Linked DNA regions of Homo sapiens: region 2 is linked to region 1. A link is an interaction called in ENCODE POLR2A ChIA-PET data of the cell type or tissue named here. Cell type or tissue: OCI-LY7. All regions are shown on one strand. Each heading gives the region's core, and the rest is flanking DNA. Links, peaks and the distances in the headings are about the cores only. Region 1 overlaps DEUP1 (deuterosome assembly protein 1). Region 2 overlaps SMCO4 (single-pass membrane protein with coiled-coil domains 4).

The links. ChIA-PET counts read pairs that join two places held together with the same protein. Peaks named below come from ENCODE experiments on the same cell type or tissue, not always from the same donor. Only the 100,000 strongest peaks of a DNase experiment are listed, where the experiment ranks them.
Region 2: POLR2A ChIA-PET joins it to region 1 with 5 read pairs; 3 of 35 experiments call an interaction of 5 or more read pairs at or near these places.

What each region holds. Positions count from the first base shown.
Region 1 is chr11:93,384,174-93,400,461 of GRCh38, reverse strand. It overlaps DEUP1 (deuterosome assembly protein 1), which reads right to left. Exons shown (of 14, transcript NM_181645.4): 8 at 14,919-15,064; 9 at 11,337-11,442; 10 at 5,806-6,003; 11 at 4,137-4,223. Among named protein-coding and RNA genes, the nearest start is that of DEUP1, 62 kb to the right of the region's middle. RefSeq lists an enhancer at 1,294-1,795. In OCI-LY7, for the core only: no CTCF peak of the experiment used is centred there; no DNase peak of the experiment used is centred there.
Region 2 is chr11:93,511,384-93,525,185 of GRCh38, reverse strand. The region is part of intron 1 of SMCO4 (single-pass membrane protein with coiled-coil domains 4); the gene reads left to right. Among named protein-coding and RNA genes, the nearest start is that of SMCO4, 25 kb to the left of the region's middle. RefSeq lists enhancers at 987-1,086, 12,301-12,350, 13,061-13,120. In OCI-LY7, for the core only: no CTCF peak of the experiment used is centred there; DNase peaks (open chromatin) are centred at 3,995, 5,765 and 7,925; H3K4me3 peaks cover 1,792 bases; H3K27ac peaks cover 3,519 bases.

The sequences.
Region 1 (16,288 bases), core at 6,439-11,438:
GAGAGAGGATGATGGGAAGAAGCACAGGAAGAAGACAGTGGTACAGGGAGAAATCCATATGAAGACAGAGGATTGGGCTGATGTATCTACAAGTCAAGGAATGCCAACAATTGTTGGCAAACCACCAGAATTCAGGAAGAGGCAATGAAACATTCTCTTCTACAGGTTTCAGAGAGAGCATAGCCCTGCTGACACCTTGAATTTGGACTTCAAGCCTCTAGAACTGTAAGACAATAAATTTCTGTTGTTTCAAGCCAGCCAGCTTTTGGTACTTTGTTACAGCAGCCCTATCAAACTGAGACTATGACTAAAAAGGTTTATTCCAAAAACTCAAAGGTGGATCAATATTGGGGAATCTGTTAACCATAGTCTATTACACATCAATAAATTAAAAAACAAAACCCACATAACATCATATTTCCTAAAAAGGCATTTGATAAAACCAGCAGCAATTCTTAATAACAACTCTAAGTAAAATAGAAAAAGATATAACTAAGACCATAAATTAAGAACAAATATATGAAACAGGAAAACTCTAAAACCACATCATTTAAAATCAAAAACTAGAAAACTTTCCAGCAAGCACTATAATTATTTAACATTTTCTTGGAGTTTTTAGCAAATGGTATATGATCAAAAAGAAAAAAAACCTACTATGAGCCATGGAAAAGAGATAAGACTATCTATTTTTGTTGATATGATTTTGTATCTCAGAAAAGCCTAAGAAACCTCTAGTAAAAAGCCTACTTAAATTAATAAGATAATTTGTATTTTTTCTATATTAACAATAAGTTCCAAGATATTGAAAAAAGGAAAATATTTTATTCATAACAGTACTAAAAATTGCAAAACACTTGGGAATAAATTTTGTTATTTATTTTATTTTTTATTTTTTTATTTTAACAGCAAACTCATCCTTAAAAAACACCTAGGAATACATTTTAAAAGAAAAGGACATAACCTGTACAAAGAAAATGGTAAGATCTTTTTGAAAAACATAAAATATGAAGAAATGGAAAGCCATTCTTGGATGGAAAAATTTACTATAATGAAAATGCCAAATCAAAGTTAATCTATAAACTTACTTCAATTCCAAATAGGATCCAACAGGAAATTACTAGGAGAAACTAAATAAACTGAGCTTAATGTTTACATAAAAATTTAAATTTGGTTTCCATTTTATATCCCACGCAAAATAAATGGATTAAAGACTTGGATGAAAGATATAATAATCTTTGAAAAAAAACTGAAGCTATATATATTTAGAAGAAATATATATATATATGTAACAAGAAGACCCTGTTAGTCAAGGAAGGAAACTCAGAAGCTATAAACAAAGAGATCAAGTAGAAGTTTAAAGCATTTTGCATGGCCAAAAAAAGTCATAAACAAAGTTACAAACAACAGATTTGGAAAAGCATTGTTAAAAATTGACATGAGGGTGGACGGGGTGGCTCACACCTGTAATCCCAGCACTTTGGGAGGCCAAGGCTGGTGGATCACTTGAGGTCAGGAGTTCAAGACCAACCTGGCCAACATGGCTAAACCCCATCTCTACTAAAAATATATAAAAATTAGCTGGACATGGTGGCATGTGCCTGTAATCCCAGCTGCTTGGGAGGCTGAGGCAGGAGAATTGCTTGAACCCGGGAGGTGGAGGCTGCAGTGAGCCAAGATCATGCCGCTGCACTCCAGCCTGGGTGACAGAGTGAGACTCCATCTCAAAAAAAAAAAAAAAAATTTGACATGAAAAAGACAAATAAGCCAAAAGAAAAATGGGCAAAGGATATATCTAATTGATATTGGTACACATTGTCAATGAATATACAAAAATATGTTCACCTGGTACTCAGGGAAATGCAAATTAAAGAGCTATTGAGAAATTACTTTATAACCATCAGAATGACAAAAATTAAAAAGACCTATAACACCTATGCCTACAAGAATGAAATTTTAAAAGGTACTCATACAAAGATGGTAGACATATGATTTAACAATAGCTATTAAAATTAAAACACACATATCCTTTGAATTAGCAATTTTACTCCTAGGAAGCTATTCCAAGGTGTAAGTATAAGGATTTTTCTTACAGTACTGTTCATTCGGGCAAAACTCTGGAAACAGAGTGGAATAAATTATCCTTGAAATAAGTATAAAAATAGTTTAATAAATTTTGATACACACCATGGAATATTATCAAGCTATTATAAAAATAAAATAGGCTTAAATTAGTTACCTTGGAAAGATTCCAAGGGATACTGTTGAGTGAACAAAAACAGGACACAGAGAAGTACGTGTTATGATTCAACTTTAAAAAGATGATAAAATCCCCAAATAGGTACTATATGACTATATGTATATATATCTGAAAAAGTTTAAAATAATACATACCAAGTAGTTAACATGTATCATCTAGAGGAGGGGGTATAATGCGGGTAGATGAGTGGAGGAAAGAGGGAGGAGTAAAGCAAGCAGCAACAACAAAGTGACTGCACTAAAATTGCCCTTATGTAAGTTATGATTAAATTTATAAAAAATTATGTATATCTTATATGCTCATATATTTTTTCTAAGAAATTAGGAAAAATAAAGGGATGTTCATCTACTGATTTGTAGAGGTGTTCATGGACTGTCAAAAGGCAGTTTTGGAATAATGTATATATTATACATTTATTTCTGTAAAAGAACATTCAACCCATCTCCTCCTTATGTGTGCATATGCAAGCAAAAAGTTACAGAATGCTACAACAAACACTAATTCGTTAGCACTGGATAGCTTTGGATTGGGATAGGGTTGTGGATCATTAGCTTCTTTATACATCTCTGTGTCTGCTATTTCTTAAAAACACAAAAAGGTGAACAAAGTCAAACACCTAAAGGAGCCAGAATTAGGCAGGCTCAGTGGGGGCTGTGACGACCCAGAATATACACTTAAAAACATTCAAATTGAAATGTAAAAAAAATACAAATACCATTTTGTGAGTGAAAAAAGCACTCACGGAGGCAGGATCTGATTTAACTTTTTGTGTGTTCAGCATTTAGAAATAAAAATGTCATAGATGACACACAGTTTTTTTAATGTAACAAATAGGAAAATCACTTATGCCTTACTTTTTATCCATCTGTACTCCAATCACAGGATCCATTAACCATGCCCAAAGAAGAAGACAGAATGCTTCCAGAATGTTTGCACTCTTTTGATGCTAGAATATGGACCATTATGAGAACAAGTATATAATATCACAGAAATATAGTATCATAGCTTAAGGAGGGCCAATGGAGAATGTCTAATTCAACTCCCTCATTTTATAGCTAAGGAAACTGAGGCCTAATTAAGTAATTAACATATTCATCTCTTATCATTTCCATTCCTCATATGGTAGAAAATTATTTTAGAATTTTCTCAGAGCAAATAAATGATAAACAAGTTAACAATGATATTTCATTCATTCAATAAATAAAAATTCTCATATAAAATCAATTTTCTATTGTTACATTAAACAATTGAAAGGGGATGCACAGAGCCTGTTTAAGTTCCTTTGTGTAAACCTATAGAGCCATTGGTTAAAACCAGTAGTCCTTATCCTGAATAATTCATTTATTTCTCCCTCTTTTAAATCAACCAACACTCATTGAACACTTACTTTATGCCTGAGATGTGAGGTACTGGTGAAACAAACACCAATAAGACATGGTTCTCTGCTTGCCATCCACTGGGAAAGTGACAAGCAACAAAACAAGTCAGAACAAAATACGAACTAAATGTGGCATTCATTCTGACTGGGGTTTCAGGGGTGGCTTCGTTGAGGGGAAGATTGGCACTTGAATCAGGCCACATAGGATGTAGGATTTCAAAGGCAACAGCAAGAAGAAAAGCAAGGAAATAGCATGCTTGGCATATTTGAGGGAAATGATCAGAATTGAGCCCAATCCAACCAAAGAACAAGGGAGAAAACCAGACATTCCAATGTTCTAGCCTGAGGATAAAAGTAACCTCAACTGAAGCACAAGATAATTTACCACCCAACTCCTTCATGTCTAACACACAGCAAGTGCTCAATAAATGATGTCTAGGTTAATCGTGACCAATTCAGTAATCTCTTTGTTCAATTTATTGAATGATGTCAGCATATTACCATGTATTCTCCGGGGTCTAAATCTCCCATCATTCCTTTTAGATGTGTGTTTTCAGTTCTGACAGCTTTATATTTCATATCTGAGACCTGAAATTAGCAGATAAAAGGCAAATGTAAAATTCATAATAAAAACTCATAATTCTATTAAAATTTTGTCTTGTGAATACAAATATTTTCTAAGTGTAATGAAGGGAAACACTTCTTCGGTACGACCAATAACATTCAGGTATTCTTATTTAGTTCTCCTGTCTTTGGCAGGCACCACTTTACGTCTTTTTCTGATCAATGCTAAACTACAAGCATATACTTTCAATAATGATTCATTTAGTTTTGTCCTACAATCCCAAAATTCCATTTCTGGTTTCTATTTTCTATTGTATGCAAATTGTCACCAGAAAAAGCACATGTTAAAAGCATGTTTGAGTAACTGTCCATTAAATTTATTCAACACCTGATTAATTTTTACAATAGGCAATACATAACTTTCATGTTTAATTTTGTTCTGATATTTCTGCCAAAATTCCATCTTTTTTAGTGACTACTTCATTTTGTCTCTCAATTTATTTTATCTTTCCCTGATTTATTCTACTTGACAGGACTTGGATATGGTATCTGTCCTTTTACTTCTCTAGGACTCATTTCTGTATAAAACACGTGCCTTAAAAAGATTTAATTTTGTAAATTACCAATTTATGCTCATTGACAAAACCTAGAAAACGTACAAAAATATAAAGGTGAAAATAAAAATTATTCATAATCCAACTAGCCAGATCACTGTTAACACCTGTAAAATATCCCTGCCTATACAGGTACAACCAAAGAGATTATCCCATCTGTGCTGTTTTCCTGTGTACTGCAACAATAAATCACGGTTTAAGGCTTACAACTGGGCAAAGGCTAAATCTTTTCTGTTTTCATAATTCACGATTTTAGTCATGTTATTTGTGAAGTGACCCTCATATGCCTAGAAAATTATTAAATGATGCTCTCAAAACCTTTAGATTTGGGGTAAAAAAGCAGATAAACCCTGTGCTCTCAATAGTAGGCCATCCATTTGATCATGAGTAAGGGATGGAGGGAATTTAAAAAATAAATAGGCAGGAAGGAAAGGAAGGATGTAGAAGTTACTTGTAGTATTTTAACAGAAGAATGTTACAATTGCTGTTTTTCCTCACGTACCATGCTGTGCATTGACTGCATGTTCAGTAAATATGAACTAATTTTCATGTTTCAACATCCATTTGTAAAAAGCCTGAAAGAAATACATGAAGTGTGGGGGAGGGGTAGGAAGTGTTGAAGAAGAGCTGGAATAGAGACTTTTTTTTAAAGATAAAAATGTTAATGGAAGAGAAATACAGAAAAACATACTCAGGAAGAAATATTTGATTAGAGTGTACTGTGGGAGGTGATCAGAATATAGGTTACAAGAAAATGGAAAGATGAGATTTAATGAAATTGTCTTGCACTGTCATTTCCCTAGTCCTTTTTGTTGGTGACACTTTGTGTTATCTCTGAAAGGTTTTATGTAACACCACAAAGCATTTCTGTGAAGCTAGTCTCAGAAATAATACCAAGAAATGTAATGTTTTCATTAGTCAATAATGAAGGCTACTATTGGCACTGAGCAAGAATGTGCCCTAGACAAGTGCTATTCTGCCTGCTTGCATACCTTTTGTTTTGCTAACATTTTTTCTTTTATTTCTAATTCCATTTTTAACTGTTTTTCCAGAAGGGCAGCTTTCTTTGTGACAGTTGCTATAGTGATCTCCTTCTGATGAAGCTCTTCTGTTAGGTCAGAGATTTCATTCCTCATTCTTTCCTGCTCAGAGTTATGGTACTCTTCCACCTGTTGGAGTTGGCTTCTTATCTGCAGCAGATAGAGACTGGAAATATTATTGAATCCTTTTATTTATAGAGTAGCTTAAAATTTTACTGGCCATGTTCAGTCCTTCTATTCTGAAACTTTGTCAGGGCCCACTTCACCCTCCTTTTCTGATCAATGCTAAATTAAAAACAGATACATATAATAATGACTCATTACCTTTTTTCCTTCCAATTCCAACATTTCATTTCTCACTTCTATTTTCTGTTGTATGCAAATCATCACCTATGACTGATACTACTTTGATAACCACTTTGAGAGGAAGGTAAAGAAAGTATTATCAAGCATTTTCATGGAGAAAAAAATTGGCTTTAAAATGGTTACATGATTTGCTCAAAGTCATAAAGCTAATAATCGGCAAAGCTAGGACTGGAATCTAGGACTCTTGGCTTTAAATTCAGTGCTTTTTTAAAACTAAAATAGGCTGTACTGTTTGTAACTAAACATTTGTTTCTCAGAATCACATTACAGTAAACTTCAAACAATGTCTTCATGAAAACTCATCACTTCCCTTACTTAAGCCTCTTATTTTCTGAATCTTGGCTAAGCTTCCATGTTACAAACCTCTGGATTGTCTCTGACTCCTCTCCACCCTTGTCCTCCCAAACCTGGTCAGGCAATGAATTCTGTCCATTCTATTTCAACCTCTTTTAAGTCTTGCCTCTGTCTCCATTCCTACAACTGCTGTCTTTGTCTAGCCTCTTAGCATCTTTCTAGAAACCATTACTGTTTCTAATTCTTGAGACTTAAAGTACATAATCATCCGTCTAAAAAAAAATCATAGTCCATTGGGGAAACAGAAAAATAGACGATTACAACACAGTGTAGCAATTAGTGTCAGCAGTATGTAGTGGCAGTGTGTTTAACCCAGCCTAGGGATGACAGGATAGGATTCCCAGAGGAAGGGTCATCAGACCCAAAACTGAAGGATGAATGAATGCCAATTAGAGATGCTCTAGCCGGGCGTGGTGGCTTGTGTGGGAAGCTGAGGTGGGAAGGATGCCTGGAACCCAGGGGGCAGAGGTTGCAGTATAGTGGGCTGAGATCATGCCACTGCACTCCAGCCTGGGTGACAGAGCAAGACCCTGTCTCAAAACCCTGTCTCAAAAAATAAAAATAAAAAAAATAAAAAGGCATAGAAAAAAATAGAACATATAGATGCTCTATGAAAAGTAAAAACATTAGCCGGGTGTGGTGGCATGTGCATTCAGTCTCAGTTAGTCGGGTGGAAGGGGCACTGGGGTGGGAGGATCCCTTAAGCCTAGGAGGTCTAGGCTGCAGTAGGCCCTGATTGCACCACTGTATTCCAGCCTGAATGACACAGCAGGATCCTGTCTCAAAAAAAAAAAAAAAAAAGAAGGAGGAAGAGAAGAAGAAGGAGGAGGAGGAGGAGAAAGAAGTAGAAGGAGGAGGAGGAGGGCTCAGAGGAGGAGGAGGAGAAAGAAGGAGGAGGAGGAGGGCTCGGAGGAGGAGGAAGAGGAGGAGGAAGAGGAGGGAGGAGGAGGAGGAAGAGGAGGGAGGAGAAGGAGGAGGGATCCCAGGCAAAGAGCTCAGTGAGTGAAAGCATGGCACACTCAGTGAACTAAAAGGAGTTTAGGGTAGCTAGGAGTTAGCTGCTCTGAGAAATAAGGCTGGAGAGTTAAGTAGAGGCTAGCCACAAAAGAAACATGAATTTTCTCCAGGGCACTTTTTTAAAATGGATTTTTTTTTTCATTTCACCTTTAAACATTTCAGTATATATCTTTAAAAGAACAAGGCTCTCTCTTTTTTTTAAATGTAGCCAGAATGTTATTACAATGTCTGTAAAGATTAAGAATTCCTTAATATCATCAAGTATCTAGGCAGTATTCAAATTTAAGCTTGTCTCAAAAATATAATAAATGTTGTTTAAGTTTAATTGAATTAGTATCTAAACATGATCCATTCATTGTGACTGGCTCATATATCTTTTTAAAGCCTCTCTTTTTGTGTGTTCTAAGTAGTTTACATGCATCATCTCATTTAATCCCCACAATGTCTCTCTATTTTGCAGACTACTGTATTTAGCAGATTAGAAAATTAAGGTGCATAACTTTTCACATCACATTTCTTGTGAAAGGCAGTCTAATTCCAGGACCTGTGAACTATTGTGCTCTGCAACCTCTGTGGGAAGGGTCCTGGAAGGTGTGGAAGGTGGTTCACATTTGGAAAAACCTGAGTTTTAGGGGTTGACACCTACAGAGAGATTGGAAAAATCTGGGTTTTAGGGGATGACACCTAGAGTGAGATCAGAAAAAGCTGTGTTTTAGGGGATGGCACTTAGAGTGGGGTGACCTAACATGGAAAGTACACATGTCCAGAGGCAAATGTGATCACCATCAGGCTTTATGCCACCAACCCTTCCTTCATCTGATTCTATTCATATTACCAGCATATTCAGAGTTTCAGAGTTGGATATGACCTTAGAAATCACATGATCGAACCTCATCATTTAACAGATTTTTTTAAAAAAGAGTCACAGGAACGAGAACAAGGCGGAAACTAAGAGACACGAGCACAAGTATCCTAACCCGGAGGACAATATTACAAATCTCCTTTAAATCTCTTCTGTCTCCAAGTTTTTACCTTCCAATTTATTTGATGAAATAACACGGTCAGTCTATAGTTTGTCCCAGTATGGATTTTGCTGATCGCATCCCTTTGGCATAGTTTAACCTGTTCCACTTAAAATGGAACTTTTTTTTTTTTTTTTTTTTTGAGATGGAGTCTTGCTTTGTCACCCAGGCTGGAGTGCAGTGGCACAATCTTGGTTCACTGCAACCTCCACCTCCCGGGTTCAAGTGATTCTCCTGCCTCAGCCTCCCGAGTAGCTGGGACTACAGGTGAGCACCACCATGCCTGGCTAATTTTTGTATTTTTAGTAGAGACAGGGTTTCACCATATTGGCCAGGATGGTCTCAAACTCCTGACCTCGTGATCCGCCCACCTTGGCCTCCCAAAGTGCTGGGATTACAGGCGTGAGCCACGGCACCTGGCCAAAATGGAACTTTTAAAATATAAAAAAATGAATATACTACTGTGAAAAAGGAGTAAACTATTTTTATTATTTTCACAATATTTAGATGTTAACACAACATACTATACTGCAAAACTTCTTTCTTAATGAAAGAAGAAACTAATTTACCTGAACTCCAAATGACTTTTGGTTTATTGAAAATGTGAATGTTATCACAAAATAAATGGCTAAAACAGTTCTAGACTGGAAAAAAGGAAAAGAAATAAAATACTTGCAAGATTCATAATACATAGCTCTTGTTAGTTTTATTACAAAAGAATTAAAATGCTCTTCAGAAACACTTGGAAGCTTTTTTTTTTTTTTTCCTGAGACAGAGTCTTGCTCTGTCGCCCAGGCTGGAGTGCCATGGCGCAATCTCGGCTCACTGCAACCTCCGCCTCCCGAGTTCAAGCAATTCTCCTGCCTCAGCCTCCTGAGTAGCTGGGATTACAGGCGCCTGCCACCGCGCCCAGCTAATTTTTGTATTTTTAGTAGAGACGGGGTTTCACCATGTTGGTCAGGCTGGTCTCAAACTCCTGACCTGGTGATCTGCCTGCCTCAGCCTCCCAAAGTGCTGGAATTACAGGTGTGAGCCACCATGCCCGGCCACTTGGAAGCTATTTATATAAAATTCATTTGTTACCTTTTTTTTGCACAGCATTCTGGTATTTAGTGGCCTCCAAGGGTCTATAAAGAATTCTGTGCCTCATACTCTCTCCCACCATGTCAAAACTGTGCAAAGTCAGTAGATTCTTTATATTACTCAAAGTTTTATTACTTTATCTAAATCTATGAGGTTAAGAATCATGTAACTATACTTTAGGTGGCTTTAACCAATCTTTTATCATTCACTGGGGACACCAGTAAAAAAGAGTTTTTCAAAGTTATATTTTTAAGTCAGCAAAATAAATTTTGTGGGATTATATGGCATTAAAGTGTTCAAAATATATGAAAAATGATCACTGATTCATAACACCTTTTCTCTACTTAACCTCTGTTAGTTCTCTGACAGTCAACTCTTTGGCAGACAGTACCTGTCTTTCATATTATTGTGTTTCCTATAGAAATTAGCAGAATAGCTATAGTTCTCCTAGATACTCAACAAATGTTTGTTAAATTTGTACAAACAACTGAATTTATGACCCTATATATTTATGGGAAAATTTAGCCTTAATATTAACTCATTCTCTAAGTATTTAATTTACTGTGTGTCAAGCACTATGCAGTGCACTAATTGATAATTCAAAGCCACACCCAGGTTTATTTAACTTTTAATTGTTTAGATTTTATAGCATTAAATATTCTGCCTGATCCTCAAACCTAAAGACCAGAGAGGTGGAGAATAGCTATGATAAATTCACAGAAAGAAGGCCATTACTGGATTGTACTAGAGGGAGGAGAGAATCATACTCTTTGTAGGAGAGTAAAGAACCACAAGCTCTTTAAGGACAGTGCCCAGGACTTACTCATCCTTGTATTTCTAGCTCCAGCAGAGTTCCTGGCACATGTTAGGTGCTCAGTGAAAAAATGTGGGTGCAATAAATAACTACTGAGCCAATATTTACTAGATACTTCCTCTGAGCTAGATCCTATTTTAAGCACTTTAAGTGCATTATCTCATAGATTTTACCTTAGGGTAAGAGTATGGATACTGGAGCCAGATTGCCTAGATTGAAACATGGCCTCTGCCACTTAATAGCTGTGTAATGTTGAAGAAAGTTACTTTTTCTTGGTGCCTTAGTTTCCTCAAATGTAAAAGGAGGGTAATATTAAGACCTATTTCATTAGATGTTTGTGAGGAATAAATGAAGTAGGATTTCTTAAGTCCTTAGAACAGTTCCTGGCACATGTTAACTGCTAGTTAGCAGCTAACTCATTTAATCCTCATCACAAACTTATGAGGTAGGTACCAATTATTTCCACCTTAGAAATGAGGCTCCTCAGTATCTTGCACAGGAAACTTCTCCAAGCTTACGTGTGTGGTTGAGCACCAGAGTCTGTGCTCTCAACTTTCTTGCTATAAGCCACCTATCATGGAGCCTCCAGCCCTCCACCCTCCACGTGTCGTGGGCAGTCTCCCAGTAGCACAGTGATAACTTAAGGTTTGTGTTTTTTGTAGTCTCACACAGAAAAATGTCGGAATTAGCAGCTTGGTAGATTATCACCTTACAAAAAAATACAGAAGGAAAACAAAGGGAGTGAGAAGAAAGATTTTTTTTTAACTCCCTTTGTATGTAAAGAGTTCACATCTACCTGGAAGAATGGAGCTCATTATTTTTCATACCTTGTTCAATTCTTTTTCATGATTTGGTTGATCTTGCATCACTGAAAACAGCTCTTTTATTTTCCTTTCTGGTTCTTTAATAGAAGGCAAATAAGATGATTCAAGTCTACAAATTAAACATAAAATAATGATTAAAATTAAGCTTAACTTGATAAATTGTAACGATTATATTGTTAATTTAGACCATTACAGGCTGCGGAGATAGATCATTACTTTGTTGGAAACATTTTTAGTTACAGAAATTGCAAGTTCTAATACATTCAGATCCCATAAGTATTTACATCTTTAAGTGCAAATGGTTTCAATGGAAGAAAGGAAGCAATTAATAAGGAATTTCAATTATACATTAAAAATTGGCAGAATACTGGGATTGCATATGTAGATAAGATTTTGGGAAAAAAGAAAAGACTGTATGCTATAATAAAATAGCTTGGTAACCCATTTAAAAAAAGGAAACACACCCAACTTGCTAATGTATTGTGGAAAGGAACTATGTCATGAGAAGTCTAAGGGGAGCAACTGTTCTATAAAAGAGATAAAACATCATTAACTCTGACAGTCTAACCAGAGAGTACTCAAATACATCTATTCTTTGGCTGCTTAATTTATAAAGTGGAATTGCAACCACATATTAATATTAGAGGAGAAAAGCAGAAACTAGTATAAAGAGTATAATACCCACAGGAGGTTTGAAGATGTCTAAGCAGATAATGTTCACTTTCATATGAGACAAACCAGTGAAATAAAAATCACAAAAACACAAAAATAAAGATAACCAGGTAGGGGAAGCAGCATGCTTTCTACTGGAAGTCAGGCTTGACTATTCTGGAGGAGTCTGTTGTTTTGAGGAACATATCCACTTGTGAGTACAATTTTAGGTTTCCAGATAACTTTTGAGAAGATTTCACACCTTCAGAAATTTCAACCACACAAATAAAAAACCCAAATATGAGTAATGATAAAGAAATTGCTAATTTAAAGATTGAAAATAGAGGATCTGTTATAAAAGGTATTAAGTTGGTAGTGATATCCCTGAGTTACATGTATCTAGACTAGATTGCTTTTTTTGTGATTATCAAATATATATGTTAACTGTGGATAACAAAGTATATCAGAGTATAATATACTGCTGTAATGTTAACATTCAGGAAAAACCATCATTAGCATTTTTATGTGCGGTAAATATATTTTTCCCTATGCATATATGTGTGCAAAGAAATATACACTTCCCATATAATTAGAACATACTATACACATTATTTTTCAGTGTCCTTTTGTTTCCTACTTAGTAATATATTGTGAGCATTTTCCATTTTATCCAATATTCTCCTAAAATATTATTTCAGGATCAGTCTTAAGTTTTCATTATTTCCTATAATTTGAAATGAGTGAAAAATTTCCATATTTTTTAATTCTTCCTAAGCAATTTCAGGAAGTAGAATGCTGAATTGAATGCTAAAATCCTCATGGTGGTCTTGCAAAATTCAGTGAGTGAATGAAACAAATGTCAAACTCCAATGTGGACAAGTGAATAGAAGAAAACCGTAATCATGATAATATAAAATGCTAATGTACATGTATAAGGGAACTATTATTTGTCATGTAGAACAAGAGTATGAAATTAGTTTAATAACTCTCAGAACATATCAACCCAGGGTGCTTCTACAACTAAAAAAAAATAGAAAAAGCTAACAAAAGCTTAGCATTATTGAGAAAGTTTCTGAAAATGAATAAGAACATTACCATGCTACTTTTATAAAACTACTATGCATCTATTATCAGTAGTCTGGGGTATTTCACTTTGATACAACTACAAAGAAGCAACAGTCTAAATAAAATAAACCAAAACAATAAAGCTGATAGAACAGCATTCATATGAGAACAAACTAAAAAAATTAGACTCTTTTAGTGGAAAAGATGAAGGCTAAGAATTCTAAAATACAATGGAAGTTGTGAAAAGTTAAACTTATACCTTTTCATCAAATCTCAGAATTCTAGAACTGAATTCTAGGATAAGAAAGCTGTAGTCTGGAGACCAAAATAAATGCCAAGTTAAATAGAGGATGGTAAACAGGCAGAACAAAAAAGTTTTTACTGGCCAAATATATAAATAAGTGCAAGATTTTAGATCAAATAGTGTATTGAAGGGCTGTTGGCACTGTTTGGAATTCAGCATGGGTCTTAAGAGCACCATAAAAAGTACCTACAATGCTCTTCACAAAGCCAGAGCTAGACATGGGTTGATTGGTGTGCTCTTCTGTGAAATGTCTTATGTTTTTAGGAATATATTTTCTTCATGTGAAGACATTACTCACCATACTGGAACAGCACTACATGTAATAAATATCAGATTGATTAGTAATCAGTGATGATAGTATACATCTTGTATACAGAGCATTCGATAATGCAGATTGGCTAATAGGCATTCTGTCACCATCCTTGGTGAGACACACAAATAGGTCATTTTAGGGATCTTAAGTTGCCATTTGTTATTAAGCATAGACCTCAAAGAAATGCTAGCAGGTCTCACAACTTTGAAGGTCTCACAACTTTGAAGAAATAATTATTGCCTTTAAAACAATATAACAATCTTTCAATAAAGCATCCCTATTTGGCTATTCAATTTTTAAAATCCTATCATTGATCTGGCATTAGCTTTCTGATTTTGAGAAAGATTCAAGTTCTATGAGAATAAGAGCATCAATGAACTATTAAAGCAGTCAAACTGTCTATTCACACACACAAACATTTAACAATCCTCAGCAGTCCCATTTTGTTTGTGTTTATGGAATATACAATATCTGTCTGATTTCCTTTGTGTTTATGGAATATACAATATCTGTCTGATTTTAAAAGAGAAAAAAAAATCTGTTTTAAGAAGAACCCTCAATGGAACAGACAAGATGGCGAGTTTGGTGGCCAAAATAAATACAATATGTACAAGTGAAAATGTTGACATCAGGTATAGGCAATCAAAACAAAGGCATTTAAAAATATAGAATAAATCTTATTTCTCTGAGTATACATAATTGAATACCAGTTCTATACTATTTTTGTATAATATCTTTTTTTTTTTTGAAACAGGATCTCTGTTGCCCAGGCTGGTGTACAGTGGCACGATCACAGCTCACTGCAACCTTGACCTTCCAGGCTCAAGCGACCCTCCCAGCTCAGCCTCCCAAGTAGATGGGACTACAGGTGTGTGCCCCCATGCCCAGGTAATAAAAAATTTTTTTGAAGAGTCAGGGTCTCACTATGTTGCCTAAGGCTTGTCTTGAAATCCTGGGCTCAAATTGTCCTCCCACCTCGGCCTTCCAAAGTGCTAGGAGCCACCAGGTCTGACTCAGTGTGACAGAAATATCCATAAATCAGGACATGATATAATTTTCTAGGTAAGTGAAGATGTTAATTTTGAAAATGAAATAACCATAAATTTTATTTTTAATATTTAATATTACCCACTAATTAACATGTTAATACAAAATAGACTTTATATTCTCATTTCAAATATAAAACTCTTAAAAACATTCAAACATCATGTTTTGAACAGTTCTCTCAGATTGTCAAATATAAAGATTATACCTTGTTTTATTTCCTTGAGCATTTTGGCACTCTCCTATTTTTAATAATTCTCTGTGTAATTGCAATCGTTCCATTTCTATAATTCTCAAGAGATCATCACGTGACTGTAACTCACTTTTTACCTCTGAGAGACCTGCTTCCATGGCCTGAATAAAAACATCAAAAAATTTCATGCTCATTGTTGGTTATCATAACGTACAATGCATTTAAAAATATTTAACATCTATAAACCAGCCTAATTTTAAACAAACTGATATTTAGTCCTTTGCTTGTTCTGTCTCATAGAATTCCATTCCTTCATTTTTGTTTTCTTTTCTTTTTTTCTGAGATGGAGTCTCACTCTGTTGCCCAGGCTGGAGTGCAGTGGCACGATCTTGGCTCATTGCGACTGCCTCCCGGGTTCAACCAATTCTCCTGCCTTAACCTCCTGAGTAGCTGGGTTTAAAGGCTCGTGCCACCATGCCCAGCTAATTTTTATATTTTTAGTAGAGATGGGGTTTCACCATGTTGATCAGGCTGGTCTCAAACTCCTAACCTTGTGATTCTCCCACCTTGGCCTCCCAAAGTGCTGGGATTACAGGCGTGAGCCACTGCGCCTGGCCTCCTTCATTCATTTTTTCTAACAAATATTTACTGAGTTTTTATTAGGTGCTCTGGGGATACAGACACAGAACCTGTTCTCAGTGAACTTACAATCTAGTGGCAAAGACAAAGAATAATCAAATCATCACACAAATATGACACTGAGTGTGAATATGAAAGAATGAAACATAAAAGTATGAAGAAAGTACAATGCATGAAATTTTAATTAATACAAATACTTTCAAATTGTAAAAAGATAATAATCAAGAATAAGCTAATGGCAAAGCTGGCCAACAAAATGAATTATAAACTGTGATTCAACCCTTGCCCAATGGCAGCTATTCTTTAGTCAGTAACTGGAAATACCAGCAATCCTCTGGGTTCAATGTTTTATTTTGTTAATAAAAGAAGCTGGAACTAGGTTAGCAGTTGTTGGCAAGGACCCATTAGAAGAGAGTAGAGGTAAAAGGAGTGGTGTCAAGTTCCTAAGAAGGTGGATAGGATGACCCTCAAAGCACATTGGGAGAATTGCCTAAAGCAAAAGTAAGGCCCTCCTCTCTGTAACAGGAAGGAAGGAAGATGGAATGCAGACAAGTTTATGCATTTAGCTAAGGGGATATTAAGAGACTGGCTATCTCTTGGCTTCTATTTTCTCTGTGAAGTAAAAAGTAACATCATGTTCTAACAGTAGAAGGAGAAGTGCAGGGTATAGGAGTGATTTTTGAGAGTGGTGAAGAGTTTAAATGGCTTACAATGGCAATGAAAGAATTAGCTACTTGGAGAAAAAA
Region 2 (13,802 bases), core at 3,022-8,021, 130 kb before region 1:
TTGCTGCATAGCACAGTGGTCTCAGGAGCCCTGGGAGGTGTTCTGGCCACAGCTGGAAGTGGCAGCAGGAGCCCTGGGAGAGGGTATTCTGACCACAGCTGGGAGTGGCAGTACAGTAGTGGCTCCTTGGCCCATTGTGGGTTGAGTGCAACCTTCCTCTGAGTAGAGGCCAGCTGTGGGTGTTGGGGATGTGGGCCGCCCAGCCCAGGGAAGCATCTGTCTTTGTGGAACTGGAGTTATGTTTTATGATGTCACTCTGGTGTGACTGGATCACAGAATTCTGAGTTTATACCCTTTGTTGGATTTTTTTCCTGTTTCACTATTTTTCTGTGGGTCCTTGCCCAAGACCTTGGATGAGTGCAGTGAGCAGGCGAGATCTGTGAGTTAACATAGGTGGGGAACGCATTGGATGCACCACCTCCTCTGTGTGCACTGGCTGTTGACCCACCATTCCTCATCATCAGTACTCCGTGCCTTCCCTGCATTTTGGAGGACTAAGCACTTTTGTAGCGGGGAGTGTGTGTTTTGCCTTTCTCTTCAGTTTGTCCCCATAAGCTACTTCCAGGGGCCTGGCAGTAATGCTGCTGCTCCAGGTCATTTGTGTTTGTGGAGTGTCAGAGTTTTCAGGACTTTGCCCAGAAAGTCTTGTCCAGTGCTCCCAGGGAGTGGTCGTCATCATCTCCATTTTACAGATGGGGATTCTTAAGGGAAGTCACTCTTAGGTAGCATACTTCTATACCATAGCTTCCCCTGTAAGTTTCATAAAACACAACCGAGAAGATGCCTGTTTAAAATCAGCTTGTATTCCGAAAGTGAAAGAATGCCCTCTTCAAATGCCCTGGGGATCGTGTACACAGTAGGGTTCTCTTCTCCCTCAGGAATGTGTGGTCCCATCCTAGGTTCCCTCCCGGCCGTTTCCTGGCTTTGTGAGCCTGAGCTGGTTACTGAACCTTTCTGAGTCTGTGTCCTATAAATTGGTGATGATAGTACAATCTAAAAGAGGCTGTGGTAAGATATATATGAGATAGTGTATGTGAGATCACCCAGGCTCAATGTGTTGTAATCGCTTGTTTTTATTTTTCAACCAGGATGGCTTGAAGAAAATACAGATCTCAGCTACAGAGGTTGAGGCCTGAGAAACTCCCCTCCCCTGAAGGGCATTAGTAACTGATCTTCCCTGCACACTTCCTCCCCCAAAACAAGAAGGAGAGGATGAAGCTTAAAAACCCTGTTTCAGCTAGAATCTTTCCAAGGTTTTCTCATTCTTTTGGTTTTGGAATGGGGTGCTGATATATGCTTCATTTACTGGAAACCAAAACTAAGGAAGTCCATGTTAACCACACAGCCTCTCAGAAATGCCCAGTATTTTTAAAAATGAGGAAATGCCAAAACACGATTTTAGAAAGCGGGGTATTTTAAATTTACATATTGGACGTGTCAGCACTTTTAGCACACACACTTTCACTGATTGTATAATTATCTTGAAAAGACTTAAAAAACTAAATTTGAGGTTTTCTGGTCTCATTTCTTGCGGGGTCTTGCTCTGTTGCCCAGGCTAGAGTGCGGTGGCATGATCTCAGCTCACTGCAACCTCTGCCTCCCAGGCTCAGGCGATTCTCCTGTCTCTGCCTCCGGAATAGCTGGGACTACAGGCATGTGCCACCATGTCCAGCTAATTTTTTATATTCTTGGTAGAGATAGGGTTTTGCCATGTTACCCAGGCTGGTCTTGAACTCCTGAGCTCAAGCAATCCACCTGCCTTGGCCTCCCAGAGTGCTGGGATTACAGGCGTGAGCCACTATGCCCGGCGTGGTCTCACCTCTTCAAAGACCTAATCAGCGTCTAGTGGGTAAGTCTTTTTGTTTTTTTTGAGACAGGGTCTCACTCTGTAACCCAGGCTGGAGTGCAGTGGCGTGATCACAGCTCATCTCCTGAGCTCAGGAAATTCTCCTGAGTAGCTGGGACAGGCAATCCTCCTACCTCGGCCCTCCCAAAGTGCTGGGATTACAGGCATGAGCCACCGTGCTTGGCCAGCTCTTACATTTTTGGTCACCTAGTGACAGACCTTTTTTCCCTTCTCCTCTCTCTCCTTTCCACATTAGTTTTTATGTTTGAGCCTAGACAAGTATAGGGGAAATTCCAGAGGAACCAGCAAAGTGACCTGCAATTTTTGATCTTTGGGGTTTCCAATTTTGTGTATTTGCTGTGTGATCTTGAGCAATTCTCTTACTTCAGGTCTCAAGGAACTTAGCATCTCGTAGGGGAGATAGAACTGGAGTTGATAGCCCTCTTATTGCTGTGGCTACAGACAAGGATTCTTGTCCTCAGTGTGGTGGTAGTGGTTTTTAAGTCTTTATGTGTTATAAATTAGAAGTTTGCAAGGTGTGGTTTTTGACACTAAGGGAATTGCAAATGGGATCAAGGACTAGACTTCCCTGCATGAGACACTCTCTCATCAGACACTCTCTCATCAGACTCCCAGACTTATGTTATACCACCTGGTGCGGTCAGTTACAGTTACCTGTTTACCTGGCCACCTGCCTAGATTAACAGCAAGCTCTACAATGGCGGAGACTTGGCCTATGCCCTGTTATATCTTAGGCATCTTATTTATTGTACTTCCATGTGGAATACAACGGATGCCTGCATAAAAGATTTGAAGGATTTCGAATCACTTAACATGGTAGCAGGCCGAGGGGTGGAATTGGCTACCACAGGTCTTGTGTTGCGTAAACTGGTCGTGCCACATGACCAGACTTGTCTCCCTTCCTCCCATGCCCACAGCCCCTCTGCTGAGAAAGACAGAACCAGTACCAGGTAGGTCCCTTGTAAAAAGCCAGAGGGGTGAGTGGAATTATCTTCTGTTTTATAGACCAAGATCTGGAGAAGTCACATAGCTAACATGCCAGAGAGTCAGCATTTGAATGTGGGCCTGCAGGAGTCCACTTTTTATACCCTTCACAGATCGGATATGCTGGTGCATCTGCCCCTGAGGACATATTCAGCGATACAAATCCAATTAACCCGATAGCCCAAGAAACTTAAACTAGTCTGAGGAAGAACTTCCTGACATTTTGTTTTTGTTTTGTTTTAAAGTTTGTGCCAAAAAGGGGCTAGAGTTGGGGCTTTTCAAACTGTTAATCACAATCCACAGTCAGAGAATTGATTTAGTGGGTTGATACATTTTTAAATGAAATAGAACAGTGAAAAATAACAATGTGTGACACACAGTAAGGCTGTGTGTAGGTGCATCCCTCCCAGGCCATAATAGAAATACACTTCTGACTGTGGATCAATGATCAAAATATCTGAGAGAGATTATAGCTTCGATTGGTATTGGCTAGATTGCGAAGTCCTTGGCGGCAGGGATGTTCTCTCTTTTATGTTCCCTTCATCCTTAGTCCAGTACTGAGTACTTAGCTGATTGGTTGGTCTGTCTGGGAGAATTTGTAACAGTTCACCCCTCAGACTGGAAGAATAGTCAGAATGATGTTAAGGACAATTTGCAGAATACTGTCTCTGCAAGGAAATGACAGGTATTCTTACCCTTGCTTTATGAATGAGGAAAGCAGAAAGACACCGAGTGTGATAGTTAAGAGCTTGGGGTCTAAAGTCTGAGAAACCTGTGTTTGAATTCTGTTTGTGCAGTGTCATGGTTGTGTGACTTTGGGTAACTTTTTTAAGCCTGACTTTGTCCATCTTTAGGCAGGGTATGATGAGGGTACCTACCTCAGGTATTATGACAGTTAGATGAGTTAGCTCGAGTTTAGTGGCTTTAGCACAGTGCCTGGCATCTGATAAGCAGTTAGTAAGCATTATCTGCTGCCCTTCGTTTTATGATTAAGAGAGATTAAGTGACTCATGTTGGGTCCCAGGGCACCAGCTGGAGCCAGGCCCACTGCAGGAGCCCCTTCTAGAGTTGCAGATCTGTGATGGTTATTGATCTTGATCTAAACTTGTAGCTCTAATCTGTGGTTTGGCTGTGGCAGTGAAAGGAAGTGAATGTTGCAACAGAGCAGGTGTGTGCATACAAAGAGATGTCCTGGTTTTGCCAGTTAGAGAAAACAGCATCTTCCAGAGATATGGCTGCATGTGGAATCTGAGAATATAAATGACATTTCTTAGGAAAGCCAGGTGCTTTGTATTTTCATCAAAAACAACAGTTTCCTAAAACTGAATATAGCAATGTATAGGCTTAAACTGGTGGTTTTGTGTCGACACAGTGATAATTTTAGTGGAAACTCCAAGATTTGGTAAATACTGATTTCTGAAATCACTCACTGAGCCTAGCAGCACCACTGTGCACTTAGAACGAAGTCCTTGAAAATACGTGACATGCTGAAGGTGAAAGGCACTGGACAGAAATCCCAAAGAGACTTGGTTTTGGCTTTAGCCCCTAATTTGCAAGTCTGGGTCTCTGTTCAGTTCTCTTTTCCAGGCTGGAGAGTTTTGAGCCTTCTTTCTCCTTAAAGTCAAAATAATTTTGTTCTTTATATCCCGAAGTGTTGATTGTCTTTGTATCTTGATAGGAAAAGGTAGTATATGTGAAAAATTATCTAATGGTCAAAACTTGCTGGTTTATACTTTAGTTGAAAATAGCCTTTTCTGCCTTGTTTGGAAGCAATATAGTTTAGGGATAGTTAAGTATAATGGTCAAGAGCAGAAACTTTTAGCTGGATTTAGGTTCCTGTCCTGCCTGTGCTTCCAACAAGGTGTTTGACTTTGGTGCCTTAACCTCTCTGCACCCTGTGTGTAAAGTGGGTTAATAAGAGAATTGCTACCTTGTAAGTTGTTGAGAGGATTAAACGGGGTAACATGTAAAACCCTCAATGCAATGTCTGCTCCTAAACTCTTCAGTGAATAAGAGTTGTTACCGTCATCATTATCATCATCAGTATTATTAGTGGAAGGTCTTTCCAGGAGCCCAGAATTATACACCTGGCTGTGCTGTTGCTAACAGTTGCCCTGGGTATGTTGCTGAACTCCTAAACTTCAGGATTCTTTTCTCTAAAACAAGGGAGTTGTCCAGATGCCTCTAGTACAAACGTTCTGCCCCACCTGCAGCATGCTTTGTTTCTCATCAGGCCTGAGCGATGCCATCCGGGCTGCAAGGGTTTGAGTCCCCTTTTCCAGTAAGGACCTATAGTGGCTCTGCCAGATGTTGGCCCTGCTAACCTTTGCTTTTCTTTGCTTGATTTTATGTTCGTAGTGTAGCTTTCTTTTTCTGGCTCTGCCAAATGACTCCTCATGGTTTTATATTTTTTTCTAGTGTATTCAGACTATAGGTCTGGCATTGGAGTTAAGTCTTAGCTTGGGAGAGCCTCACACATAGGGGATATTACAAGTAAGGGTGAGCCCATCACTTTGCTGTTGACTTTTTAAATATGTTTGTGTTTGCACCTGTCACACTTCTCAACCCAAGTACTGAGGACTGCCTATATCTGAGGCTGGCCATTGAGAGCCACTCATGAGAAAGGAATGGCTTTTCTGGATCCATAATAAGCCACCTTCTTGCTTTGTTTCCTTCTTTGCCTTGGTTTTAGTTCGAACTTTTAAAGAGCTCACCAGAGCTCATCTTGGTGTAGTTTTATATTTTGCACATGCATCTTTGTTAGCCCCTACTTTTGCAAAAGATGGAGCTGTGGAGTTAATCTCTGGTCTGCCATTGATGTTTTAGGTTTATCTTGTTCTCTTGGACAGGCATGCACAATGAATTAATTGAGTTGTTTTCAGCCCACTTCCTGCCTAATTGAACACCTGCCCAGTGAATGCTGCCAAGTCACTTGCCTATTACCTGATTTGCCAGCCATTCCTGTCATGTCAGTGTCTTGCTTGTATGCAAAGACTCAGTCTTGTCATTTGTAGTTCACTTTCTGTGTTCTTCAGATAACTTTTCTTTTTTTCATGTAATTTAAAGGCACTCGTGCATCCTCCTTTGTTACAGTCCCTCTGCATTCCCATCTTGCCACTGTCCTCCTGGTTAAGATCATTACTGACTAGGCCTCATAAAAATGCTGAAACACCAGATGCAGGACAAGGGCATATGTGCACCCTGGGTTGGTTCTGATGCTTTCGTATCTTTCCCTTGGTCCCAGGCTAAATTTCCAGCAAGCCATTCTTAAGTAGTGCTGACAGTTTAGAACTAATTAGAAATAGTCTTTTAAGGGTTGGGACACAAGATGGTTTTTAAAAGAGTGCTGTCATTTTTTGACATTAGAGACTTGTATCTTTCCAAAGAGAAGAGTGGTCTTACTAAAAATGAGAACCAGGGCGGGAATTCAGCCTTCTCTGATCACAGAAGGCCGCCCCTGTTAATGGCCTATGCTTGTCCTCTTGACTGTTTTCTTTGGTTGAAAAGTCTTATAGCCAGTCACATGGCTCCTACTGGAGCCCTGGCTTAGGTGTGATTTTTTTGTTAAAAATATCCTGGAGATACAGCAACCCCTTCTTAGTTATTTGGTAGAATTACATATCTTTTCTCTTAGCCTTTCAAAAACATAGAAGTGTACTGTTTGGATTTCTTCTGCCCAGATTTGAACTTATTCAAATGAGATGAGACTGGTTATCTCCTTTGATTTCATTGAGGTTTGCATTTTGTTTTCAGTTTCCTTCTGGCTTTTCTTTGCAGAATTTCAAATTTTAAAAATATTTCAAAAGGCATGGCTCCTCAAAAAGTTAAACATAGAATGATCATAAGACCCAGCAACTCCATCCTAGTTATATACTCAAAAGAATTGGATCAGGGACTTAAATCCTTGAATCCAAATCTTCATGGCAGCACTATTAGCGACAGTCAAAAGGTAGAAGTAACTCAGCCAGGTGTCCATCAGTGGATACATGGATAGACAAAATGTGGTATCTCCATATCTGTACAATGGAATGTTGTTCAGCAATAAAAAGGAATGATGTACAGATGTATGCCACAACTTGCATAAACCGCAAGAACATGTTATTTGTAAGAGAAACCAAACACCAAAGGCCACATATTATATGATTCCATTTATACAAATTATCCAGAATAGGTAAATCCATAGATAGAGAAAAAGCAAAGTAATGGTTTCCAGGGGCTGGAGGGAAGAGGTTGTGTGGATCGACTGCCAAGTGGATACTGATTTTCTTTTGGGTTGATGAAAATGTTTTGAAACTAGATAGAGGTGGCAGTTGCACAACATTGTGAATGTCTAAATGCCGTGAATTATGTACTTTAAAATGTCTGATATATGTTATATGCATTTCATTTCAATTAAAAACAATTTGGAGCGGCAGCATATGTGTTCTTGCAAAAGATGGCTTTTCCAGTGACACCATACAAGAGTTGCTGTCTAGCAGGGTACTTCAATGCGGGTAGGAGAAGGAGTGTGGAGTCAGGCTGCTGGGGCTGGGATCTTGGCTTGTCACTTGGCCTGGGGGCAAGTTGGCCTGGTGAGTTGCCTCCCCTTTCAGCCTGTTTTTTCTTCTGTAAAGAGCATAAAAGCATTACTTTCTAGGGTTGCTGTGAGAATCAGCGGAGATAATGGATATAAAATGCTTGGTACACTGTAAGTGCTTAATAAATATTAACCTTTATCTGTTCTGTGGAAGGAGAAGAACAAAGTGGACTCAAGGAGAGAAGCAAAGTGCTGGAACTAGAGAAATTGGAGTTGATTTCAGCCATCTAGGTTTGGGTTAGACCTTTGAGAAGAATTTTAAAAATCTTGTTCTCTAAATTTCTTTTTAGAAGTTGCCATAACCATGTGCAGTCAGTGATGCTATTGGGAGCTGATTTCTACCAACTAAAGCAAAGAATATTTCTAAAGCACTTAGAATAGTGCCTGCCAGACAGCAAGGGCTCAATTAAGTGCTTGATTAAATTAAAGAAGAAAAAACCAATTGGATTACGGCAGTCGTAAGGCAGCAGTAGGGTGACAGCCCCTGCCCACTTCCCTTCCTGAGCTCTCTGCTTCATGCTTGGGTGGTCTCATTCTGGAGCTGGTTTTGTGAGACAGTGTTGAGCACACATCGATGGAGATGTGCCGGCATCTTTTGTTAGCCCTCTGGCATTTGTAGGAAACTCAGCTACTGGGGTCCCCTTTGTAAATGTATTTTATGTTTCTGATTCCTGCTTTCTTCCTTGGAAGAAAGGTCTTTATCATCACCTGGGCCCAGGTGAACCTTCCAGCTGAGTAGAGGACAAAGAAACCCTGGATCTAAGGAGAGGCTCCCATCATCCAGCTTTAAGGGAAGGTGGAAGGCAGAGGGCTATGAGGCAGGGAAGGCTAGTCTGACTTTCACTGGTAAAGAAGTTTTTGTTTCTTCTTAGCACACAATTGTAGAGATTTCTAATATTAGGATACTACTCGAATGTAAATGGGTATGTAGATCTCTCTCTCTACTTTTTTTTCTTTTTTTTCTTTTTTTTGACAGAGTCTTGCTTTGTCACCCAGGCTGGAGTGCAATGGCACGATCTCGGCTCACAGCAACCTTCACCTCCTGGGTTCAGGCGATTCTCCTGCCTCAGCCTCCCGGGTAGCTGGGACTACAGGCACGCACCACCACAGCTGGCTAATTTTTGTATTTTTAGTAGAGATGGGGTTTCACCATGTTGGCTAGGCTGGTCTCGAACTCCAGGCCTCAAGTGATCCACCCGCCTTGGCCTCCCAAAGTGCTGGGATTACAGGCATGAGCCACCACGCCTAGACGATCTCTCTCTTTTCTAATTCCGTTTGCGCTAAATGTCATTATGCACAATTAGCACCTTTTATATATTGGTGGTTCTTTACTGTTGGTACTTCACAATTTAGTGCCCAAATAATGTAAACTGTGGTATAGAAAGAAGCAAGATTATTGGACTTGGGATCTGAAGAACAGAGCTTAGCAGTTATGTTTACAGGATTTCTATTTACTTTATCTGCCTGACTCCCCTTCTTTCTTTTGGGACCGGCATTCTCCCTTCTTCAGGGGTGTTACTTCTCCCTTACCCATTACCGGGACCTGCCAAGCATGGTTCTTGGTCTCCTGTGTTCTTGGTCTTGGTACAATTTTAATTATAATTAATTTTTGTAATTAAAAAATCTTTTTTAGTAAAAGGGATAATTTATTATGAGAACCGGAATGCCTCAAGAAAATCCAAGGCAGTAATTGCAGCCATGTAATAGGATGTTAAGATGGGGCCTTTCCCTGCCCCAAATGAATGTGAAGCAGCCTCCTGTGTAGAAATTACAAAGGAAAAACAGAACCAGTTTTACTGCATTTGGACCCCTTGCCAGGTCAAAGCTATTAAAAGGGGGTCAGACTGGAGAGGGGAGAGGATTTGATGGATAGGTGTCTTTGGACAGAGCTGCTGTTGTGTTGCTGCCAATCCGCCCAGCATAGATAGGGCTGGGGAGACGTACAGTGGTGTAGTGCACATTTGTTCAAGCCCATCTCCCTGGAATTTTGAACTTGAGGCCCAAGAGCCTTTTCTTCTGGGGTGGTGGAGCCAGAGAAATGGGAACGTGAAGCTGCAGTGACCCTGGTTTCCTGTCTGGAGGAGAAAGCTGGCTTGCTGCAGCTGGCTTGGAGTAGGAGGAACTTGTAGGCAGAGAGAAGCAGAGAAGGGAGTGTATTCGCCTGGAAATTCCCTCCTGTCTGGCCTCTCTTCCTTATTTCAAATTTTCTTTTGCCAAGGTGTTTTGTTTTGTTACTTATAACCAAGGGTCCTGAGTAACAGACATGACCTTCGTTAACTCATTGAACTTCCCTTACTCTAATTTTTTCCTCATGTATACAGTGATATACAAGTAATTACCTCACAGTTACAGAGATGATCCAATAAAATAATGAACATGGAAGCTTGGGGGGACTGTAGCATAGAAGAAGTGGAGGCTTTAGCATTTTGTGATTATTTTACTAACTACCTGTCACTAATGATCTGATTGTTCTGCACATCATTGGTTTTCTCGTTAAAATTCTTTCAGAAACAAATGGTGCCAATAACGCGCTCCACTTTTTAAAATCACAGAGTTGCTTGACCTGACCTGTGTATTTGTAGGAAATGAATGAATGGCTCTTGATAAATTATGGCCTTTCCAAACCTAAAAAAAAGCTTTCTCTGAGTTGAGTTTTAATTATATTTTGGGGAGCAGAGAGTATTGCCTCCAGGTCAGATGAGCTTTTCTTCGTGTTTCTGTGCCAGGGATAATGGTGCCAAAATTTTAGAGTAATGGTGCATTTATTTGGCCTTGGAGTTAAGTAGCCTTGGGTTTGAATGCCAGTGTTGAATGCCACTTATCTAACTATGTTGTCTCTTTGAGCCTCAATCTTGAAGTCTGTAAAATGGGGATAATTACCCCAACCCTGCAGATGGAGGATTATAGGAGACGATGTGTTTAAAGTCCTTAGCTATGTCTGGTATGTGGTAGATGCTGAACAAATGCAGCTGTTACTATTAAAAACGATACCTTCAGTAAACCATTTGCAACTAAAGGGAATGAGGCTAGAAAATGTGAATGCCGAAATCATTTAATCAGCTATTAATTGAATATACTATTGAGTGCCTCCTCTGTGCAAGGGGTAGCAGTGGAGTGGATAAGAAGTTATGTAACACCATTCCTGTTTGTTTATTAGGGAAATAAATCATGTACGTATGGAAAAAAGTAATACGTGAGGCAGCTGGGGTTTGGAGGGTGGCAGAGGATTGGAAATGGGGAGGCTTCTTGGAGGTGTAGAGCTGATGGAAAAATATAGCGAGGGAATTGATGTCAGGAATTACACACTTAGGGTGATCTTTGGAAGAGACCAAATTTTATATATATATATATATATATATATATATATATATATATATATATATAGCCTCATCCTGTTTTATTTTTCCTTTGTCTTCCTGATTCCTTCCCAGATCTGCTTAATGTTTCTGATCATTATATTGATGACCCATGCCAATTGCCCATTCCAGAGTTTAGCATTTTCTTTGTAGACTAATTTTTGCCATGAACCACTGGCCTATAGCCCTCAGTGATCAGAATTCTCCTAACAGATTCTGTATCCCTCCTTCCATTTTCCCCACTTTAATTTTCTGCACTGGAAATGGCCTTCTCAGGAGTTCCATCATGTGGAATCATGACCATTCATTCAGCAGATGCTTGTTGAGCACCTACGACAGGCAGCATGCAGGGCAGTATGCAAAGGAGGTCTGGGGAATAAAGAGATTGATGAAACCAGGTGGTCCCTGCCCTGAAGCAGCTTGGTTAGTAGAGGAAACAGATGGGCAAATGGACTCTAATTAAATGTGATTAGTGCTTTATGTTGGTCAGATAAGGAAAGACATTTGGCGGGAGCCCCACATCCCAGAGTCCTCCCTCAGTCACTTACTGCTGTGCTTGGTTCAGAAAGGCTGTCCCCCTCACGGAGCAGTCTGGGAAAATGCATTCCTTATTAATAACTACGATTCTGATGTGAAATCTCTCTATATAGTATCTTGGTTGGGAAAGTGTATAAGTGAAGATTCCTTTTGTCACCTCCACCCAAATCCTCTTCCACTGAGGAGTCCAGTCTTCCTTCCTCTCACAGACAAACCTGCTCTTCCTCCTGGGCCCTCCATCTCAAAATTGGCACTGTCATCAATCCAGAGGCTTGAGAGCATCTTTGATACCTCCGTCTCCCTCATCACCTCTATCTGATCATCCACCAAGTCCTGGCACCTCTATTGCCCTCTCTTCCATTGCTATCACCCAAGTCTAACCCATCTCCAGCTGCAGGTCATGACCTATGTTACCTCATTCTGAAATTAATTTAGGGGTTCCCCCCCATCATTTAACAAAATAAAAAAATAGTAGAATGGGAGACATTAGAGTAAATTACATGTAGTTTAAGTTTGAGTTTTATTTTGTCAAACTTGTGTTTGTGTATAATAGTTTCACATACAAAAAAAGGCTAACATTGCTAAGGTCTTCACATATATTGACTTATTTATCTCCCACAACAACCTGTATAGTAGGTACCATTATGCTTATCCTTATTTTACAAAAGAGGGAACTGAAACTCAGAGAATTTGAGAAGCTGGCCCAGGGTCACAGAGAATATTAGTGTTCCAGCCCCCACACTGCAGCCACAATAGGCTTATAAAATGCAAGTTGGATGATTCTTCACTATTGATGGGTCCCATGCTCTTAGGATAGTATAAAGTCTGGTCATAAGGCCCTGTGTAATCTGGTTTCCCCACACCTCTCGGGCCTGCCGACCATCCTCTTGCCCCACTGCCTTTCAGCTTCTAGATGTGCCAGGCTTTGAAACACCTCAGGGCCTTTGCCTTTGGCCTTTCAGACTTAGTTAGGCCCCTTCATGACCTGCTCCCATAGTACTCTGTATTGCCCTGTATTGTATTGTAGTACCCTTTCACAGCACTTACTGGAGCCACCAAGATATACGGTCAATGCCTCACTTAATGACAGGGACACATCCTGAGAAATGCATCATTAGGCAGTTTTGTTGTGTGAATATTGTAGAGTGTGCTTACACAAACCTAGATGGTATGGCCTACTACACACCTAGACAATGTGTCTATAGCCTATTGCTCCTAGGCTACAAACCTTTACAGCATGTTGCTATACTGGATACTGTAGGCAGTTATAACACAATGGTAAGCATTTGTGTATCTAAACATATAAAAGGTACAATAAAAATATAGTATAAAAGATTTGAAAAATATATACCTGTATAGGGTACTTGCCATGAATGGAGCTTGCAGGACTGGAAACTGCTTTGGGTGAGTCAGTGGCTGAGTGGTGAGTGAATGTGAAGGCCTGGGACATCATTGTACACTCTTTATGTGGCAGTGCAGTAGGTATGCTTATGCCAGCATCACCACAAACACGGAGTAATGCTTTGTGCTACGGTTTTATGATGGCCATGACATCATTGGACAATAGGACGTTTTCAGCTTCATTATAATCTTAGAGGACTGCTGTCATATATGCAGTCCTTTGTTCACCAGAACATCATTATGTGGTGCGTGACTGTACACTAAGTCCTCATTTAACCTCATACATGGGTTCTTGGAAACTATGACTTGAAGTGAAACCATGTATAATGAAACCAATTTTATGAAGGCTAATTGATGTAAACAAGAGTTAAATTCCTATTGCATATTTCTGGCACAGAAATATCACCAAACTTCTAAATAAAGACCCCAAACACTTCTAATACTAAACACTGAAGTAAATGGCAGCTATACCTACATTTAAGAAAAATTAATAAGAACAAGTGAGATCACTATTGACCCAGTTTTTGGTGGATCAGTGAGTGAGGGTGGTCATGTTTACAAAATGAAAATTACCAGGGTCATCTCCTCCTACCGTGCAGTTTAAAAACAATTACGAATATGGCAGCTCACTGAGCACTTTCAGACCACATTGTTAATGTCCTGCATTTGTATGATTATACTTTATGAATTTTTTTTTGACAATAATTTGTATTCATTCATTTATCCATTTTCTAACCTGCTTATTCCAGTGTAGAGTAGCATGTGGTTGGAGCCTCTCCCAGCAGCTCAGGGCACAAGGTGATAAGCACACCCTGCGTAGGACACAGTTTCATCCCAAGGTGCGCTCACATCCACTCCGATGGGGACCATTAGACACATAAGTGCCTAACTCCAACATCTTTGGGATGTTCAAGTTAGGTATTTGTAGAGGATGTAAGAGGAAACCAGAGTACCTGGAGAAAACCCACACAGACATGGAGAGAATGTGCAAACTCCACACAGACAGTGGCCCCAGCTGGGAATTGATTTTTTTTTTCTTTTTATCAACGTTATAATGCAATGATGCTATTTGAGGACCTGC